Linked DNA regions of Mus musculus: region 2 is linked to region 1. Evidence: chromatin contacts called from ENCODE POLR2A ChIA-PET data. All regions are on one chromosome and are shown on one strand. Each heading gives the region's core, a stretch centred on a gene start or an enhancer-like site at or near the end of the contact. The rest is flanking DNA. Distances are from core to core; before and after follow the strand shown.

Region 1 (5,228 bases), core at 2,329-4,828:
CCATGGCCACCACCAAGTCAAGCTCAACCCAAACACCACTGACCAGCCAAGGAGCTCCCCTCTTTTCCCTCTCGGCCAGGGGCTCGGCAGGCTCCCATTCCATCCTCAGCTCTTCAGCGGCATCCAGCAGCACCTGGGTGTCTAAGAAACTTCCCCACCCCCGGGGATTACCCAAAACCCAACACCTGCCCTGACAGTGAGGGTAAGCGCGGTCAACTTCCGCCTCCCTTAGTAGCTGAGCCCTGTGGCAGAGCAGACACAGGACCCATTAACTCTACAACACTATATTTACTGGATGGCTGAGCTACCTTTCTTTTTATTTGTGAGTCTAACCTTTAAGCCATCGCTCCAGTCCTCAGCTACCGTTCTTACATAGCTCAGACCCACCAGCCCAGAGACAGCATCCACAGTGGGCTAGATCCTCCCACATCAATAAAAATAATGTTCCGCCAGCAGTGGTGGCGCACGCCTTTAATCCCAGCACTTGGGAGGCAGAGGCAGGCTGATTTCTGAGTTCGAGGCTAGCCTGGTCTACAGAGTGAGTCCCAGGACAGCCAAGGCTACACAGAGAAACCCTATCTCGACAAACAAAACAAAACAAAACAAAACAAGTTCCACAGACCAATGTGATAGACGCAATTCCACAGGTGAGACTCCCGCTTCCCAGGTGACTCGGGGCTGTGCTAAGTTGACTGCTGATTCTAGGACAACAGCTCTCTATTCTTTTCCTAAAATTCATTTTAATTTTCAGTTATATGTGTGCATGTATGTCTATGTGTGGTTTATGCACATGAGGACATGAGGTGCCCAAAGAGGTCAGAAGAGAGCTTTGGCTTCCATGGACCTGGAGTTACAGGTGTTTGTGACCAACCCAATGTGGATTCTAGGAACTGAACTCCAGTCCTCTGCAAGAGAACTTAACTCCGTAACTGCTGAGCCACAGTCTATTCAGCCCCACCTCCTTTTTAGGTTTCCCAAGCTGTCCTTGAACTCACTTTGAACTTAACAATCTTCCTGCCTCAGCAGTTTGAGACTAACCCCAGCAGATAAACTTTAGTAATCCCCCAGACCATTGGTCAAGACAGCCAAGTTGAGGCAGGAAGATCTCTGTGGGTTCGAGGCCAGCCTGGTCTACAGAGTTCCAGGACAGCCAGGGTTGCACAGAGAAACCTTTGTCTCGAAAACTAAACAAACAAAAACCTTAGCCTAAAAGCTGTATGTGAGCTAAACTTTTACCTTTAATCCCAGCACATTCGAGGCAGAGGCATGTGGATCTCTGTAAGTTCAAGGCCAGACCTGGTATACAGAATGAGTTCCAGGACAGCCAGGGCTGCACAGAAAAAAACAAAAGACCACACCTTAAATAGGGAAGACAGAACTGATGGACACCTGAGGTTGTTCTCTGACCTTTATATAGACACTATGCAATGAACACACCTGCACCCACACATATAGATACACATGCACACAGGGAAGGAGAGGGAGAAGGAGCAGGGGGAAGACAAATAGGAGGAGGAAGAAAAGAATTGTTATTATTATAATTATTATTATTATCATTAAGCTTACACATAAATGTCCGTTTCCTCCTCCTTCCATCTTTGTTCCATCTGGACCTTCAACACACTGGACAGCACCACAAGTGTTCTAGGGCAGGTCTTCTCAGCCAACAGCATGTTATACTGGCTCAATAAAAATCTTAAGCCTTTAATCCCAGTCCTTTGAAGGCAGAGACAGGAAGATCTCTGTGGGTTCGAGGCCAGCCTGGTCTACAAAGTTCCAGGACAGCCAGGGCTTCACAGAAAAACCTTTGTCTGGAAAACCAAACAAACAAAAACCTTAGCCTAAAAGCTGTATGTGAGCTAAACTTTTACTTAGAGGAGTTTGTTTGCTTATTAAAAAACAAAAAACAAAAAACCCCTTACTTCTTATCTGGGAAAAACAAACACTTGCCAGAAGCTGTCTGAAAGAAATTTTGTCACAGCAGACAAAGGTCATGTTGCAGATACCATTTATGTTTGCTAAGATAAACATCTTTTACCAGCCAAAATGTGTTGTTATTTGCAAATGCTTGTATATTTTATTGCTACCTGCCAAGTGTTTGTGTATTATTATCTACCTAGCTAGCTATTTGTTCCTGTAAACGTGCCTAACTAAATTCCCTTTAATGATTAAGGGGATCAGAGTCCACTCTAAGATTGTCACAAAGACATGGATGACAACCCCACTACCTGACCTACAAAAAGCTGTAAGAAACTGCCAAGGGGACTGAACCCTTCAAAGCACAAGCGTGCTTTGTAGTCCATGCATGAATAAAGGTTTCTCCTACTTCTCCAAGTGAATGGCTGGCTCCTTGTTTCCTTTAACAATACTGCAAATAGGGGAAGGTGGAATTGGAGGATGACTTGCCTAAGGCGGTTTTGGGTGTTTGGTTTTGGACCCCAGAAGAGGGGACTGAGATGAATATTTTACATATCAAAACAGACCTGGTCTTCAGGTTCTCCCAGCATCCCTCAGATCCTACCTGGTATACCCTGCCCCCAGCCTTGAACTTTCCATCCCAGGGCTTGGGCTGCCCTTCCCCAGAGACTCTTCCCTTTATAATCCAAACATTTTGCTCTCCTCCTTCTCCTTCTCTTCTTTCTCTGCATGTAAGCCCTTTCTCTTTCTGCCTCCCCTCCCATTGCAACTCTCCTGCCTCAATCCTTGGGGCCAGTGAACTCTACCAAGAGCAGCTTCCCAATAAACCTGCCTTTATTATAATATAATCTAGCCTGAATGGGCTCGTTTCACTGGCGGAGAAATAACCTATCACTGGGAGAAGGGGGGCTGATATTGGGATGTAAAGTGAATTAATTAATAATCAATTAATAAAAAAGGAACAATACTTCAATTGCTTTTTAATTTTGGAGTATTGTTTTATAAAGTTATCTCCCCCATGCTGTATGGTCTCTTCCTTGTGGACTTGCCTTTGATATAGAGCCTTCTATAAGGTGGAGCCTCATTTCTGTATTGCCCACAAGGCAAAGAGATAAAGGCAGTAATTGTTGAGCGTCTGTAATTCCTCTGAAAGATCCTTTTAAAGTGCTATAATAGCATATTCTACAGAACCAGTGTAAGTAGCTTGTTTACTGAAAGATAGTCTTTTATCCTCGGGCCACATATCTGGAAACACCATGCACTCAACTGGCAAACCTCACCAGGGCTGATCTGTGAAACCAGACACCCCTGGCTTGGCTTTGATCTAACTCCATCTACACCCTTGCTTCAGCTTCTCTGCCACAGGCATACAATTACTATTATTGATAACTGCCCAAGATGGAAAAGATGGGGAAGAAAGTAACAAATATAGAGCTGAAAAATACTACATCAGGAAAAAAAAAAAACCTGAACACCCTAAACAGGATCACTTTATCTCTATCTGTCACCTCTGGAATTGAAGACAGGCAATCAGGGCTGGGGGGGGGGGGGTGTTGGGTAGGGAGACTCGGAACAAGAAATTCAGAAACCGAGATGCAAAGTCCTCCCGTGTTCCTAGAGGAGACCCGGAAGCTCAACTCGATCCCGGAAGATGAGGTGCTGACCTACTTCCGGTCTTTGTGACTCATTGTGCCTGTGGCGAGGTATTGGGAGGGCCTATGTCGGTGTGCAGTGCCCTTCGGTCGGGTTGAACCCAGAGCAAGCTGTGCTTGGTCGCCCGGCGTCCCCAGGCCGCTCCGGAGACTCACGGTGAGTCTCATGGCGGACTCTCGGAGGACGGGCGGGCTGCGAGGGTGGACCGTGTGACCACCCGGGGGGACTTGGAAAGGAGCCCTGCGGGGTCCCGGCGGTGCTCGAATCTCTGGGGTCAGTGGGGAGCTCTTTCATGTCATCATCCTTGTATAACATTTCTGAGGACAAGATCACAAATGGACGTGATCCCCGTGTCTGGATTCTTCTCCCCCTCCCCCCCTCCTGTCGCCATTTGCTGTGGTTGCAGGGGAAAGTGTTTTGTGTGGTTTTCGTTTTATTGCTGTCGTTTACTTCTCCGGGCGTCTTGGGTCCTTGAGAATCTTGAGATAAACGACGCGGAAGACCTTGAGCTCTGTACAGGTTTGAGGTTCCGAAAACATTTCCGGATCACTTGCTTTTCTGTCTTTCCATCTCCCAACGCTGAGCGAAAGCGCTGGCGGCTTGACGGTGGTTAAAAGATCTAGTAGAAATTAACAGCCGGCTGTCAGCTTTATGCAATGCTTCAAGACCTCTTGCTGGTTTAAGCCTGTTTAACTGTGCTATCTGGGAGATTAGTGGAGTGTTAGTTCACCTTGCTTGATTGCAATGAGTGAGACGTGAAGGGTATCTGGGAGAAACCACACTGGGCCAGTAGGAGATTGATCAGCTTAATGACCTTAGATGAGATTAGACATTTGCCAACTGTCAGTTTTATTATCCATAAAATTAACTACCTTTGCTCAAAAAGGTTCTTCAAACTTGAAATGAGTGGAGTTGGTAAATGTAATTGTAATTTAAAAAAAAAAAAAGGCAGCTCATTTAGTTTGAAGTTCCCCCTTCCTTCCCCTCCCTACACACACACAGCACACACACACATTGATTATAGAGAGTGGCTGTTCCATGGCCTGGGACCAAAGAAAGCATTTATTGTACAGGGCAGTGCTAGGCGGATTGAAAGCAGTCAATAAATACTTGTTGGAATTATGAAGAATTCATTGTAACCACATCAAGTGAAGTTACTAGAAAAGCTGGCCAAATGTGGGAAAATACCTTTATTATAAGGAAACTGTAGTGAAGAATTATCCAGATGTTTTTTTTCTTTCAGGTTTGTGTCCTCTTTCAATTACCACACAAGATTCTTACTTGTTATTTTATTCAGGATCATCTTTGTTAACTTACAGAAATGCCTGCGGCTGAATGCTATTTTCTTTTGTTGATCCTCTACTTCATGTCTCCATGAAGGAAACAGGAAAAATTTCAAGTGCATTATACTATATTTAGATACAACCAGGCCAGTGTACTAAGTTTTAAATCTTAGCTTTTCATTCTGTGGTGGTGTTGATATTCTTTAGATAGATTAAAAAAAGGGGGGGGCGGGGAGGGGTCTCTCTAGTTCTGGCTGAAAATCTAGCCACTGCCTCTAGAGTGCTGGGACTACAGGCACACAATACTAGACCACTAGGTATCTTTTAAGACTAAGTTTTTCATATTATAAAGCATTTTATGTCTCTGTTGAAGAG
Region 2 (4,838 bases), core at 1,783-4,282, 100 kb after region 1:
CCTGTCCCTGGAAGGATGCCTCCCCAGGATGGAAAGATGGAGATCCTGATAGTGGGGTGGGGTAAGATAAAAAGGAAAAATAATTCAAACCCTACATCTGAGTTCCTTCCTTCCTTCCTTGCAGCTCACCCTCAAAGCAAAGCTACCAAACAACAGCTTGGCCTGTCCTTTCTCCTTTTAGACACAGGGGCTCACTATGCAGCCGTGACACTTCTAATTCTAGCCTCCTGCTTCTGCCTTTCAAGTACTGGGATTACAGGCATGTATTAACATGCCCAGTGACAATTTTGTTTGTTTGCTCTTAGTTTTGTGTACAGGATTTCTGTAGCCACACCTTAAACTCTGTAATGAAAGCTAGCCTTGACTCTGGATTCTTTTGCTTCTACCTTCCTAGTTCTAGGATTACAGACATGTACCTCTACAGTTTTGTGGTCTGGGAAATACTCTAACAACTGAGCTACATCTCCAGACCAGTTTGTCCCCTGTCCTTCCACCCCAAGGCTGTGTAACCCCAGCTGACCTGGAACTTGCTCTGTAGACCAGGCTGGCCTCAAAGTCAGTGATCTGGCTGCCTCTGTCTCTTGGATGATAGGATTAAAGGCGTGTACCACCACTGCCTGGCTCAGGCTTTTTTTTTTTTTTTTTTTTTTAAATAGGGCCTCTGTAGCCTAGGCTAGTCTCTTACTCCATATGTGGCTGAGAATGGCCCTGAACTCCGGGTACTTTCCAAGTGCTGGGACTATAGGCGTGCATCACCACATCCGGCACAAGTCATTCTTATATGGACGCTTAAATCAAATCCACCAGGCTGGAAGATGTGGTTCAGTAGTAAGGTACTTAGCATGCACATGGGCCTGGGTTTGATTCCCAGCAGAACTTTAAAACTTACCAGGCAGCCCAACCCGACCCTTTTTGGCCCAGATGATTATCACCTATTCATCTGCTGAACTCAGTCGCTGGACAAGGTGTTCCTATTTCCATCTTGGCTTTTTTTGTGCGTTTGTTTCTTAAAACCAAAGTGGTCTGTCAAAATATAAACTAGGTAACTATTTCTTTCCTATAACGACTCCCCTTGCCTCCTGTCCAGGTGTAGGGGTTAACACTTCTAATTTCAGTGGACTGCCTTGGGTTTCATGTCAGGCTTCAGAGTGTACATGCTGTACACCCATATTCCCAGTACCCTGGAGGCTAAAGTGGGGACAGCAAGTTTGAGGCCATCCCGACTCTGCAATAAGTTCCTGTCTAAGATGGTTTCTTTCTTTTCTCTCATATCTCTGATCACCTGCCCCGCCCCCTCCCACTTTACCCTGACATCATTCTCCTTGCTGTCCTTTAAATCTGACAGACATGTACTTGGCTTTATAGCTTTTGTTGTGTTCTTCCTAAACGTGTTTGGCTGACTACCTGACCCCACCCACCTCTCTTTAGGGGCAGGTCTCCTATAGCCCCACTGGCTTCAAATTCACTAGGTAGACAACACTGGTCCTTTGGCCTCTACCTCCCAAGTACTGGGATTGCAAGCACATACCACCATGCCTGGCTTTACCTGTTTGCTATGTTTTCTTCTTCTTCTTAATAATAGTGATATAATATGTATATATATAAAATCACTCTAGATTAAATCTAAGACCTTCCACATGTTAAACAACCCTTCTACAATTGGGTCTCAGGCTCGTCTGGAATTCATCCCGTGGTCTTGATTTGGAGAGCCTCCTGCCTTTTACAGCTGTTTACCACCAAGCCTGGCTATTATTTCTTCTTGTTTATTATCCTTACCCCACCAGTAAACAAGAATATGTCTGTTATGTTCACTGACCTATCTGGTGCCTAGGGCATTGTTAAATATATGAATAAGTCTTTTTTTTTCTTTTTTTCTTTCCTTTTTTTGGTTTTTCGAGACAGGGTTTCTCTGTATAGCTCTGGCTGTCCTGGAACTAACTTTGTAGACCAGGCTGGTCTAGAACTCAGAAATCCGCCCGCCTCTGCCTCCCAAGTGCTGGGATTAAAGGCGTGAGCCACCACTGCCCAGCATGAATAAGGTGTAAGTGTTCACTAAATACTTGGTATAACAATTACCAAAATGAAAAAGACACAGACTCAAGCTTGGAGTTTACTCTGTGGTTAAAAGGAAAGGAGCTTGCCTGACACTGGACATGAAACCAACCTCAAGAGTGTTCAGAACTGAGTGCTAGGGACTGGTTCTTTTCATTCCAAGTCTTCTCAGACTTTTGTTAAATCTTGTCTACAGGAAATACAATTATTCAGCACATACTCTGTACCTGGTCGGGTCCCAGTCCTCTGTGGTGGTACCCTTGCCACTAAGGTTTCATAAAACACTCTAGCAGCCTCGGGAGTTTCTCAGATCAGTGGAAGCGACAGGAAGACTTCTTAGAGAAGGGATAACTTGAGCTATATCTTTACATCATTTTTCTCAGCTAGGGAAGTGATTCGAAGATTACCCGGGCAGCGCTACAGGAGGTTCACAAGCCACTACATCGCCCCACCATCCTTCCAGTGCAGTCACGCACAGGGTCCCCACGAGCACGGACACACAACCAACCGTCTTCTTCCCAGTCCTCACATGGGCCCTTTCAAAGGGTCTCCTCACGGATACACCTCAGACTTTCCCCCGCCAGCCAAGCACCGGGAGCAGTAAAAGCCTCTCACCGCTGCCAAAGCGCCGCTCACCCGGCGCTCGGCGCCATCTTGGCCCCGCCCCCTGACAGGAGTAGGTCCTGGCAGAAGCCAAAAAGTTATCACTGTTCTTCCCTATGTCAAAATAGACCATATCGTTTCACAGTCTGAAATTATATAAAAATTTCATTCTACGTGCATGTGTAAAGATCATATTACTCTATTCTAATTACTTCAATTTGTATCTTCATTACCCAGCTGTCAGGACCTTCAGAAGGCGCCACAAAACTGAGCCATCACGCTCCACCCACTTTCGGGCTGGCTCTGAGCATGCGCTGACCGTTCTATGATTTTTTTTTTTTTTTTTTTAAAGCTTGCTGCGGGCTTCGCCTAAATTTAAAGGGCCCGCTGCCTTCCAGAAGTTGGTCTGAAGGCAAAGGGTGGTTGTATGTGTGGACTGCGTTTTATCATGGGACCTGTGCGGCTGGAGATACTGCTTTTCATCCTGGCAGCGTACGGTGCTTGGGCTGAGGCGACAAAAGAGGAGGAAGATGACACAGAACGTTTGCCCAGCAAATGCGAAGGTACAGAAACGGAGTAGTTGCTATTTACATCTCCCTATCTACCTCCTGCCTCTCTAACTCTAGGCTGAATCAAATGGGCTAGGATAGATGGATCACTAGACTGTCTTGAAAGAGGTTCTGTTGGAGCTTGGTAACACTTGAATGGGAACAAGGGAGGGAAAGCAGGGTTAAGGTGGCACTACATTTCCCAGGTGGCATCCAGAAGGATCTAGGTTTTTCTTGCGGGCTTGGGCCCCAATGTATTGTGGGAATTGTAGTTCAAGAACCTGTAACGCTGGCTCTATGGAGCATCTTCCTCAGTCGTTTCTCTCCTTGTTAAAAATCTGGACAATCTGCATGGGTGGGGTGTAATACTCATTCCTTATAGGCATACTGAGTCCCGCCCTGGCAGAGACGCTCTTAAATTACAGGCCTGATGGCCCCCTTTAGGGGTTTTAAAGGTGAGTAAGTCCCCAGCTGAAGTTCATAAAGAGAAGATGAAGACACCACACCACTTAGAAGTTGCCCATCGGTGTGAGGCTTTGCAGATGGGGTGCACTGTAGGGATTTTACAACAAGCAGCATGGCCTCTGGCTACATTAGTAAATGCCCTCCCCCCAACCACCCCTCCCATCCCCAACAGGGAGGAAGCCAGGTCACTGAATAAATATCCTGTGGCTCCCTAACTCTAACTTTTTCTTTGGATTCATTATTGCTTCACTTTACACCCAACAACATGTTTTTATCATTGACACCCATGACTTGATTCTAATCTCTCACTTATTTTTGCATCTGTGTCCCCACTCTTCTGAGTCGGGGTGGGGGTGGAGACAGGGTTTCTCTTTATAGCTCTGGCTGTCCTGGAACTTGCCTGTAGACCAGACTGGTCTCTAACTCCGAAATCCACTTGCCTCTGCTGGGATTAAAGGCAGAAGTTAACTATATGAACCCCCTGTCTCTAGTTCTGACCTCAGAATGCTGGGATAGCGTGTGCCACATCACCTAACATTGCAGAGGTTCTTAGGATCTGAACTCAGGTCCTCAAGCTTAAAAGTGCTTTACTTACAGAACTGTTTTCCCAGACCCTAAGCCAACTTTGGAGTGAGGGGAGAGCTGTAAAAACACTTTTTTTTTTTTTTGAGACAGGTTTTCTCTGTGTAGCCCTGGCTGTCCTGGAACTCTGGAACTCACTCTGTAGACCAGGCTGGCCTCAAACTCAGAAATCCACCTGCCTCTGCCTCCCGAGTGCTGGGATTAAAGGTGTGCGCCACCACTGACTGGCGTATGTACACTCTTAGCTTTCATACTTTATTCCTCAAAGTGACTGCTTCAGACACACCCAGCGTCTCACAGTCAGTAAGTGGCCCCTGTCTTTTTCTTGGCTGTTTTCCTCCTCTCCGTTTTGTATTTGATAAACTCCTCCCCATTCTACTGGACCCAGTTTAAATGTCTCCTTTGGACTCCCCCCTTGCTTGTCATCCGCAGTGTTGTAAGTCCTGGGGGAAAAGGGACTACCCGTGCCCAGGGTCTTAATACAGTGGACGCACTTTTGCTAATTTTTATTGTTTTATTTTTTGAGACAGGGTTTCTCTGTGTAGCCCTGCCTGTCCTGGAACTCACTCTGTAGACCAGGCTGGCCTG

Evidence for each region. ChIA-PET counts read pairs that join two places held with the same protein, here RNA polymerase II (POLR2A).
Region 2: POLR2A ChIA-PET joins it to region 1 with 10 read pairs in Patski. The contact joins the promoter of Cnpy4 here to the promoter of Zkscan1 in region 1. POLR2A ChIA-PET finds 5 or more read pairs at or near these places in 4 of 5 experiments (Patski and embryonic stem cell).

Annotation. Positions count from the first base shown.
Region 1 is chr5:138,081,506-138,086,733 of GRCm38, forward strand. It overlaps Zkscan1 (zinc finger with KRAB and SCAN domains 1), which reads left to right and starts at 3,579. Exons shown (of 6, transcript NM_133906.4): 1 at 3,579-3,726.
Region 2 is chr5:138,184,503-138,189,340 of GRCm38, forward strand. It overlaps Cnpy4 (canopy FGF signaling regulator 4), which reads left to right and starts at 3,033. Exons shown (of 6, transcript NM_178612.4): 1 at 3,033-3,218. The coding sequence starts at 3,083. Taf6 (TATA-box binding protein associated factor 6) reads right to left here and starts at 2,724. Exons shown (of 15, transcript NM_009315.4): 1 at 2,668-2,724; 2 at 1-45.